Linked DNA regions of Homo sapiens: region 1 is linked to region 2. Evidence: read pairs that join two places in POLR2A ChIA-PET (ENCODE). Cell type or tissue: A673. All regions are shown on one strand. Links, peaks and the distances in the headings refer to the core of each region. The heading gives the core; the rest is flanking DNA. Region 1 overlaps GPC6 (glypican 6). Region 2 overlaps GPC6 (glypican 6).

What was found. ChIA-PET counts read pairs that join two places held together with the same protein. Peaks named below come from ENCODE experiments on the same cell type or tissue, not always from the same donor. Only the 100,000 strongest peaks of a DNase experiment are listed, where the experiment ranks them.
Region 1: POLR2A ChIA-PET joins it to region 2 with 15 read pairs; 1 of 35 experiments calls an interaction of 5 or more read pairs at or near these places.

The regions. Positions count from the first base shown.
Region 1 is chr13:93,978,705-93,984,099 of GRCh38, reverse strand. The region is part of intron 3 of GPC6 (glypican 6); the gene reads right to left. Among named protein-coding and RNA genes, the nearest start is that of GPC6-AS2, 120 kb to the right of the region's middle. In A673, for the core only: no CTCF peak of the experiment used is centred there; no DNase peak of the experiment used is centred there; H3K4me3 peaks cover 266 bases; H3K27ac peaks cover 546 bases.
Region 2 is chr13:93,365,228-93,370,622 of GRCh38, reverse strand. All of the region lies in intron 1 of GPC6 (glypican 6), which reads right to left. Among named protein-coding and RNA genes, the nearest start is that of GPC6, 140 kb to the right of the region's middle. In A673, for the core only: no CTCF peak of the experiment used is centred there; DNase peaks (open chromatin) are centred at 1,672, 2,122 and 2,232; H3K27ac peaks cover 3,270 bases.

The sequences.
Region 1 (5,395 bases), core at 124-5,123, 610 kb before region 2:
TGGTGTTTGAAAAAATGGACAGTGTCTTCTAATAACTCTTTAGCAAAAATAAATAAATAAATAAATAAATTCAATGTTCCTCAAAATTCCAAAAGAATGATGCAAATTACCATTTTTTTCTTTTCAATTTTTTTCTTTAATTGTTGTCTTATGGAAAAACAAGCATGTGATTTCAGGAAAAAATTTTATTTGTTAGTTCCTCAAACTTGTTCTAGTTCATATGAGGCAAGAATCAGCTACTCTCTGGATTTCTAATCAGTCCAGAACTCTTTGGGACTATCTTCCTTGTTAGTGATGTTTGCTTTTTTTTTTTTTAACAAAAATATGAAAAACTTACAGTATCCACAAACATCCAGAGATGTTCAATATTGGAAGTTTGGAGTTTTGAATAGTTCTCTGTCTGTCTGTCTATCTCTCCTTTTTCTTGTTTAACAACTGTATATCGTTTTATAATTTTAAGGGTCTATGAATGCCTTTGCTACTAATTAAACTGCAAACTTAAAGTAGGAGTGGGGTTATGCCTGTAGTCTCAGCTACTCAAGAGGATGATGTGGGAGGATTGCTTGAGCCCAGGAGTTGGAGGCTGCAGTGAGCTGTGACAGCACCATTGCACTCCAGCTTGACCAACAGAGTAAGACCCCATCTCTAAAAAGTAATTAAAAAAAAAACACGATGAATTTAATAAACTCAGTGTTATGTTCTAAATGCATGATTTCTCCAACATACCAGAAAGCTGATAACTCAGTTATCAACCCTCAGCATCAACTACATTTTATATACGATCCAGTTTGGTGATCAGGAGAAAAACATTCATATTTACTGTAACCAATATTGCCCAAAGTTGATTTTTGCTCTTTGCACTGGGAATTTGCATTTACTATGATTAACATGTACATTCTCAAGGTTCAGGTCTTGCACAAGCTTTTCTTTTGTGTGAAAGTCTTTCTCTTCTCTTAATTTTCTGAACATCAGCTAATGCGTAATCATTGCTTATAAATATATATTTATTCCTTCATGAATTCTGGTCAAAGTTTGCAAAAGGCAGAAGATTTTATTTCCTTTTCAACGACAAAAACTCCAGCCTCAGCCCAGACTAGAATGTACATTTGCCAAATCCAGCCCATCAAAAGAGAGCACCTAGAGCTGACACAGATCTCTTTAGACTTCAGTAGGAATTGGATTTCCCAGATATAAGTATAAACATTCTGAATGGCCCATCTTATAATCTTTTGAGTATAGCTATGGGAAGTAGAGCTGCAGTCTGACCCTAGAAACAGAAAGGACTGTCTTTGTACAAACCCAACTCAATACCATTTGGCAGGAGAGGTGATGCTGACGGAAAAACTAGTGTTACAGATTCTGATTAACAGTTCATTTTATGACCCACCAGCTGAGAAAATCTGTTCCATCTCATTTAAGCCATTGTTATTTTTGGCTTTCCTGTCAGTAGTAGATTTTACCTAATCCTTAGTAAGTTGGTGGATATGGAAGAGAAGTAGTTAGGATAGAGAAATAAAAAATTCGAACAAGATTGATTCTTGACAGAGAGATACCTAAGTAGTGTAAGGATAGATGTGGGAATTAAATAATGTAGGGTCGGTATCTTTAAAACTGCCCTTTTCAATACAAGTATACAAACCACTTCAACTAGTAATCTTCTGTGACCTTTCCCTCGGTCTCTTCCAAACAGCAAATGGGCAAGTTTTCCTCACCTCTCTGCTTCCAGAGAGTCTTGTCCAGACATCTGGGACTAATCACATTGTATTAGGATTGCTTATGTCTTTTTGTCTTCTCTTTTCTGATTTGATCCATTTGAATGTAGAGACTGCATTTTTTGAATCACGTTGACTAACAATAAATATTTGTTTTATCATCCACAAAATGTATATTTCATATTTTCTCTGTTGGAAAGTCTTGTTCTGTTTAGCTTTTAGAAGACCATAGGCCCCATCAGCACAGGATGAAAGTTAAAAATGATCACAAATGATTCTGCTCTTGTTCAACGCCATAGAAAATTTCTTGTTCAGTGGTATTTACCCCAAGTGACCATTCCACAGAATTTTATTCTGGGAATTCTGCAAATAAAGAAGGGGTTCTGCAGTGCTATTATGATTTCAGGAAGAAATAGAAGAAAAAAAGACATCATTTATTAGATATTTCTTGATGAAATAAGAAATTGGGTCACATGGATGAATAAAATAAAGAGAAATAAAACATTGTTGAAGATAGTGATTGGAATTTTAGTGACTCCACCACCACTAAATGGTAGCTAAATCTCTAATGGAAATAGCTACCAAAGGAGATGACTGACAACTGAATTTATTAACAAACACATGACACTGTGAAATGATTTGGAGCATAATGGAAGAATGCATTATTTTTACATTAGCTTAAGTGCATATTTTATGAGAACTCCACAGAGATACAGGAAAGAAAAAAGCTTAGGTTGGTGAATGAGCATTTGAAAGCAATGTTAAACCAGGATATAGTAATGAGCAGCCAGATTTTTCTCATGTTTCAGCACCAGAAAATTATGCAAAGAGCGATAGGATTTCTTCCTAATAAATTCCATTTTCTGAGCCACTGATATGATTTGAATATAAAATTGAAAATTATATTTTCTTATTTGTTATTTCATACAAATTTTTATTTATCATAAATTAATAAAGCAGGCTCCCTCACATGGCCCCAAAGGGCAAACATTTGATTAACTCTTTCACTAAATAACATATTAAAACTTTCCATAGATTTAAAAATATGAGGTATTTTGTATTTGCATAAGAAATTATTTATGTACTTGAAATTTCTTAAGTTCTTGCGAAAAAACTTTTACAATGGGCTCATCAGATAAGAAATAGCAATTAACACAAACTCAGAAATAGCTACATGTTCTATAATAGAGCAGAAGTTTTGCTCTGAAATCAGTGATCAACGATAATAAGGAGTCCAAACTTAGGAGACAAGAGTCTTTTCAAAGGCATAAAAAAATTCAGATATCTCTTAGTTTTCTCTTTTTGAATAATAAGATAATTAAATATTATTCTGAATTTGAATCAAGCCAGAGGACAAAATATTTGAGGTAATAGAAAATAGCTTTTTAATGTCTTCAGTTGGCATACACTGTTGTTGGTCACATTCTCTAAAAACAGTGCTCTGAGATGGGGATTCTTGTGCAAGTGATTTATTGAGGGTGTGCTCTTAGGAGAAATCTGTAAGCAAGTGAGAGGAAGCAGAAAAAGGGAAGGGATGGGGCCAGCACAGATATGGTTTCAGCCTTATCCTATAAAGAGGAGCTCCAGAGCACCACACAGTAAATCCTGCCTCTGGGCAAAGGGGCCAGACATTTGTACCCCCATATCCAAACACACAAAAGACACAGGAGATCTGAAACTCCTGATCAGTCCATTCTTGGCAGCTGAATGCCCCCACCTCCTGGAGACAGGAGAAGGAAAAGAGGCATAACTTCTTATGCCAGATAGCTCCTGTGGCCCAAGGCAATCTTTCAGAGAAAGGTGTGGCTGGGAATCGAAAGCACCTGCTTATAAAGAGGATCTAGCTAGAGTGCCAATGCCATCCCTTACACATTCAATACTAAGCCCTGCCCTATTTCCAATGCAGAGAATACTGCTTGGCTGGATTCTTTCTGGGCTCCTTTTAGGAAGTCCTAAGCTGTTAACAGTTTATTACCATTTTTTGCCTACTATCTAGGAACACTTCAAAGACAGAAATCAAAATATGAAGCATCCTTTTATGGCTCAGCAAAACAAAGAAAACTAATCAATACCTTGTTCAAATCTAAAAGTTTAGTATAAGGGTGGTTTTCATTGATTCATTTTTCCATATGCACTGAGCCATGTGGATACCTTGTTTGCATTGATTTTCTTTTAAATTCATCATGTGACAACCCATTAAAAAGGGGAGAAAAGCCTCAGTTGGTACAGGCACAAGCTGACTGTATGGTGGATTTTATGGAAGTGTTGTAGTAATATTCTCAGATTTCCATTTGTTGTGGGAGGGAATCGTAAGATCTCTCTTGGTCCAAATCCATTTAGCATAGTGGAAAAAGAGGTTGCCTGAGAGCTAGAAGGAAAGTTCTTCAAGCTCTGATGTAAGTAGCTGAGTATGTCACATCTTCTTAGTACTTGTTTTTTTAATTTGCAAATTGAGAAGGCTGGAGTTTATAGTTTATAAGAGTGCTTGTATTTTTGAGTCGTATCTTTCTGAAAGGTCTGGTCTATACAACTTGGCTGATTTATGGTGAATAGGCTATAATTTTGGCCTCTGATTTCTAGTTCTCTATACATGGACTTTTTAAACTATCTGTAGCTGTCCTATACGAGGCAGCTATTAAAATTTTCTGATTTTCCAAGGACCAATATTTGGCCCTACTGCTATATGCCAGATGATACTGTGCAGGTTTAATAATATTCAAAGTGCCTTGTTTAATGCGTTGAGTTCACTGACTCCACATTTGAATGCTATGTCAATATCAAGCGGCTGTAAGTCTTCTAAATGCTTACTTTCAATTTCTGTACTTAATTTGTCATGGACTAGTAACAAACAATTCCTTGCATGGTCTGAATTATAGACCACTCTGGGTAGCATTGCTCTACCATTATTAATACAGTGCGCCAGGAATTAAAAAAAAGCATCAGGAAAGTGGAAAAATGACCCTAATCCTTTATTACACTAGCCCTTAGAACTCAAAGAGTAGTCTACTAATCAAAGTATAATAAAAAAAAAATTAAAAAAAACACACACACACAAAAAAACACACACAAACACACACACACACACACACACACACACACACACACAAAAGAAGTGTCTTTGTGCTGTCCAATATGGAGGCCACCAGCCAAATGTGGCTATTTATACTTAGACATATTAAAGTAATAAATTCAGTCACACCCCATGCTCAACAGCTACATGTGGCTGGTGAGTACCATATTGGAGAGTGTAGATACATAATATTTCCCTCATCTCAGAAAGTTCTATTGGATAGTGTTGTCCCAGAATTGTCATTCATTTATCTGCAATTTCAATGCTAGTATGTTTTGGGCACTTCCTATAACATTCTATATCTTTAGTAGTATTCTAGATTTATCTCGTGGTTCACAAAGGAAGTTTGTCCATCTTCTCATCAATATGGTGTCAGTATTAAACACCATTATTCATAGGGCACTGTATTGACTATAACCATTCAAAATAAAGAAATGAAATATTAGTTCATGTATTCAAAGTGCTTATGATCTGGTGAGGGAGTCAGTAATATGTAGAAATTAAACATACAAAGTGATTTCAGCTGCATTTTAAATAAATAAGTCTTACCTTTGTAGGAGAGATTATGAATTATTTGAGGTTATAGGAAAAACCTCAGTTGAGAGAAGGAAGT
Region 2 (5,395 bases), core at 139-5,138:
AATTCCAAACTTAACAAAACCTGGATTCTTGAAGAAGTCATGGAACCCCTGAATTAACTGACCCTGGGACTTTGCTATATCTAGATTTCTGATTATTTAACAATAAACATCCTTATTGAGTTGGATCTTCTGTACTTGAAACTGAGAAATCCAGCATTATTTTTCCCTTGCGTAAAGAATAGAACAGTTTTAAATCAATGATTCTAACAAGTTAATATACATTCCAGTTATGAGACTGTTTTATAAATCTGCCTTATTCAAGGAAGAAAAGGGAAAATTTAAGTTGGGGTGTTTATGTTTGTCATATGTAAAGAATAGCGGCAGAAGGCTCTATTTCTTTATCAGGGGACCTCTGTTTGCATGAATTTTTAACATTTCCAGATAGTTCAAAAACCTTTACATTATCTAGAAACCCAAAGGGCATGCCAATTCTAGGATTTTAATTAAAATTTTAAAAGGAGTTTTCATTTCAGTATGATGACAACTGTCTGGAATAATGAATGCAGCATTGTACTCGGTCTCCTCCACAATTTAAAGGCATCTACCCATAAACTCTGGGCAGGAATGAAGAGCTGCCAGAGACAGACAGAATAACGTGTGTCATTTAAGTGAATTTGAAAAGTAGTTCCTTGCTGCTTTGGGGGGATGTCTATTGGCATTTTAAAAAATATAATAATGATACAACCTACATAATCACTTGTCAGTTAGCTTGAATACAGCAGGCCATGGAAAAAACTGATGATTTGAAATACACTGTCTTGATAGATATGAATTTAATAATGATAATTTTAAAGCTGGAAATATTATAAAAGTTGATTGAAGCTTTTGAACATTTCTTTTTATAGTTCTGGTATTTTCATTCCTCCTTATAGAGTACTGACAGTTTTCCCAAGTGACAAAAAAACGTTTAAACTGTTGCTTCAAATGTGGTTAAAACAATAGCAAATGTGAACAAACTCAGCATACTTTTGAGCTTCTAATTCTGCTCAAACTAGAATATCCAAACATGATTATCACCTACGAGTATTTCATTTATTAATAGCCTTACATGCTGTGACTACTAATAGTATTGTAATAAAAATAATAGACTATGCCAACAAAAACTCCATTTTTTCTTTGCTTTTGAAAAGCAATAAAACAATGTAAGTCACAACAGAAAAGTTTTAAAAGTATCCTATTATTGATACACGAACATTTAGGATTGCTGTTTTATTGATGTACTTATCCTTTGATATAGCCACTCCTGCTTCCTTTTGATTAATGTTTCCATCGTATATCTTTTCCCATCCTTTTATTTTTAACAAGTTTATTTATTGTAATTGCAGTGAATTTTTGCTGATAGTACAAAGTTGGATTATGCTTTTTAATCTATTCTCTCAATCTCTGGCTTTTCATCAATATATTAATATATAGACCATTTATATTTAATGTGATTATTGATAATGTTAGAGCATAATCTGTAGTGTCAATGGAGACTACACGAGGAGCCCATACTTCTACCCCCACCCACCAATAATGAGGCACCCCTCTCTCTTCTCACTAGGGAGGTATGAGACAATGTCTAGTAAAGAGTAGGCACTTCTATCACCACTCAGCAGTTACAGGGACATCTCTCCTTTTATGGTGCCAGTGAAGGCCATATGGGGAGCCAGAAACCTCAATCACCATATATTATGCAAACATTAATCAAAGGAGAGTGCAAAGAGTCAGCAATTATGAACCCACTGGGGAACTGGGAAACAGTCTGCAAACCTGTCCCATAAGAGTCTGAGGTACAGCAAATGCCTACAGATGACATTTGCTTAGCTTTTCTTAGACTGTCCATTAACAACCATAAGTAGAATAGCTTTGGCTGTTTTGGATGCTTTGCTAACTAAATAATTTTCTGATTCAGGTGTAGCTTGTTCCTGTATAACAATGAAAAGCCTTCAGAATTAAGAAGTATACTACCAGTAACCTGCTTGTTGGTTCAAAGGTGCAGCACCATGTCTGGAGAATAAGAATGATTTGAGGGAAACTAAGCTGGGTTTCTGCTCAACTCCAGGCTGAAGTTAGAGGTCTGAGGAAAGACCAAGGTGCATATAAATGAAATCCATGTCTTTGAGGACATGAGAAAGGAAATTTTCAAGTCCTTCCTTTTACAACCAAGCTTTTTAAGACAGCATACTATCATTTCAGTCTTCCTAATAAAGGTGCTGGAAGGATGGAAGGAAGGAAGGAAGGAAGGAAGGACGGAAGGAAGGAAGGAAGGAAGGAAGGAAGGAAGGAAGGAAGGAAGGAAGGAAAGCAGGGAGGGAGGGAAGGAGGGAAGGAGGGAAGGAGAGAGGGAGGGAGGGAGGGAAGGAGGGAGGGAGGAAAGGGAGGCAAAGGAGTAGGGAGGGACGGAGGGAGTTTTAATATTAGATAGAATAGACTCAGAGCAAAGACAATTATTGAACATAGAGAAGAACATTGCATAATGATAAAAGAACTAGCAATAAGACAAAGCAATCATAGAGGTGTTTGCAACAAAAAACAGAGCTACAAAAGTATTTGAAGCAAAAGGACAATAGAATGGGAAAATAAACAATTCAATAATTACAGTTTGAGATTTTAACAACCATCTTTTCACAAGTGATAGAACATCTAGACAGAAAATAAGCAAGGATATAGAATAAATCAATAACATTATCAACTAAAAGGATCGAAGTGACATTTATAGGATACCCAACAAAGCAGATTACACATTCTTTTCAAGAGCTCACAGAATATATGCCAATATGGATTATATTATGGGTCATAAAACAATCCTCAACAAATTTTTACAAATTAAATATATACAGAGTATATTCTCTAGCCACAATGGATTCAAACTAGAAATCAAGAATAGAAGGATAACAGAAAGAAATCTCCCAACACCTGGAAACTAAGCAACACACTATTAAATAATCTATGGGTCAAAGAGGCAGTTAGTTGCAAGAGATATCAAAAATTACATTAACCTGAATTAAACTCAAAATAGAACATATCAAAAATTTGTGGCACACAGTTAAAACACTGCCGAAAGGAAATGCATACACTGAAAAAAGGGAAAGTCTCAAATCAGTTATCTAAGCACCCACTTCAAAAACCTAGAAAAAGAAAAGTAAACCTAAATAAGACAAACAAAGGGCATAATAAAAAGCAGAAACCAACGAAATAGAAAACAGTAATGTAATAGAGAATTATCAATGAAACAAAAAGCTGAATCTTTGGAAACAGCAATAAAACAGACAAACCTCTAGCAAAGCTAACAATGATAAAAAGAGGTATGACAAAAATAATGCCAAAAATGAAACTAGGGATATTCCTTGCTTCTCTTTTTGATATTTCATCACTAGCATCAGAATAATTGTCCACACAATTGACACTATTATTTAACAAAGAGTGAATTTCTTTCTGATAGTATTTTGTAAGGTAAGCTCTTTCTTACAGTAGGTATTCTGAATGTGCACCTGTTTTTCACCTAACTTCTGGTACTGCCATATCAACTAAGCAAAGAAATGTTTTTTGGTGATGATAAAATTTTAAGGTTGAAAAGCATAAAGAGTAAATGAGCTTTGCATGTGTTGCGACTTGGTTTTGTAATCACCAGCACATTCCCAGCATTAAGAATAGTGTCCACTGTATCTCTAAGACAGTCAATATTTGCTGAATGAATAATTGAAGTAATTAATAATTGGAAGTGTACGAATTGTGTAAGTTATAAAAAACAGACTAGGAGTTTAGAATAAATGCTTGACTTACCTGATTTTATTACAAATAAATTCATAAATCAGAGCAAAAAACCATAGGAGAGACAGAAATTCTGGGAATGAAATCTGGCTTATGTATAAATATAGCATAAATTACTGCTCAAACTTTTGAATGTCCCTGTTGTATTTCAAGTCTACCCAAATAAATGGATTGCAAATCATTGGAAATCTGCTCAATTTGAATGAGTTTCTTTCCCCTAACACTCCCCAAAAAGTATTGCAAGACTTATCAAAAATAAACTGTAAACAAATTCATCTTAGTGAAAAGTGGATAGAAATTTACAATAAAAAGATTGGAGGAATGTGGGTGGCTCATTTTAGAAATTTAAATAATTTAATATCGTCATAACTTCTAGAAAGGAAATTGAGCTGCAATGAAGCATGCATGTCCTCTTCTACATTATCTGCAACACTGCATGTAGTCTGCACACATTTAATTAACTAATAAAACCCCTATCAGTAACATCAGGTTTGGAAATGTCATTGTTGATGACATGCTGCTCCATCAGAATTTGGTTGATTGTATTTTATTTTGTTAACATTAAACTACAAGGTATCTAAGGGCACTGTCTAGCACTTCTATTTGCTTTCAAATATTTCTCAATTTATGTAAAGTTTATTGGGGTTTTTCCATGTAAATTTACAGACTGCTATAAATACAATGCCCTACTAAAGAATGATTTAAAGAAAACCTGAGATATATAAAGAGAGCATAATTACAAGGGGATTCAGTAGACCACAAATTGTGTTCTGCTGCATACAAATCAGGTTGACACTCTGACCAGAGATATATAGTGTATCTCTCACCCCACTACTTGGATTGTTTTGATGCTTGTTACCAAACCTTAGTAAAAATATGTAAAATATGACTATGAAACTAAAATCCTAAAGCTGGAGAATAGAACATGAACAATATTTTCTGCTAATATTTTATTCAACATGGGAAATATTTATTATATTTGGAAACCTCTTTTTTCCCTGGAACTGAAGGAATCAGAGAAGAGCCAACACTCTACATATTCCACAAGGAGATAGTGTCAGCTTAGTGCAGGAAGAAAGTTTGGTAGGAGTCTACCATGTAAAGTGATAGATGGCAGTACCATACACAGTCATCTGGTCCTTCAGAGATCACTTTCCCACTGCCAGAATCACAATAATTGTTCCCCTAAAATAATTATGATAAATTTGCCCTAAAATTTGGGGTCTAATCTTCATTAAAACACATATGCACATATGGTGAGGGTATTTACATTAACAAATGTGACACTACTCTGGACCTGAGTTTCATTGTTGGGAATCAAGTATTTTGCCACCTAACTCTAGTTTATTGATTTAGGAGCTGTCATATTTCAAGCAGGTTGGAAAAGAATGATTATTTTTAAAACCCCTACAAGGCAAAGTGATTGGTACTATGGAGCTGTTGTTAAGGCAAAATATCTGACTATGGTCATTGAAAAAGTAAGAAAGTGGGTTGGAAATGAGAGTTTGAGAATCTTATACAGGACCTACCAAATCAGGTTGATCAAACTTAGCATATGACTAGATATTGGAGGGAATGAGCCAGGAGAGTTCCACTGCCAGGAAGAGAGGCTGAAAAATGCCACGTACTTATATCAGGAAGA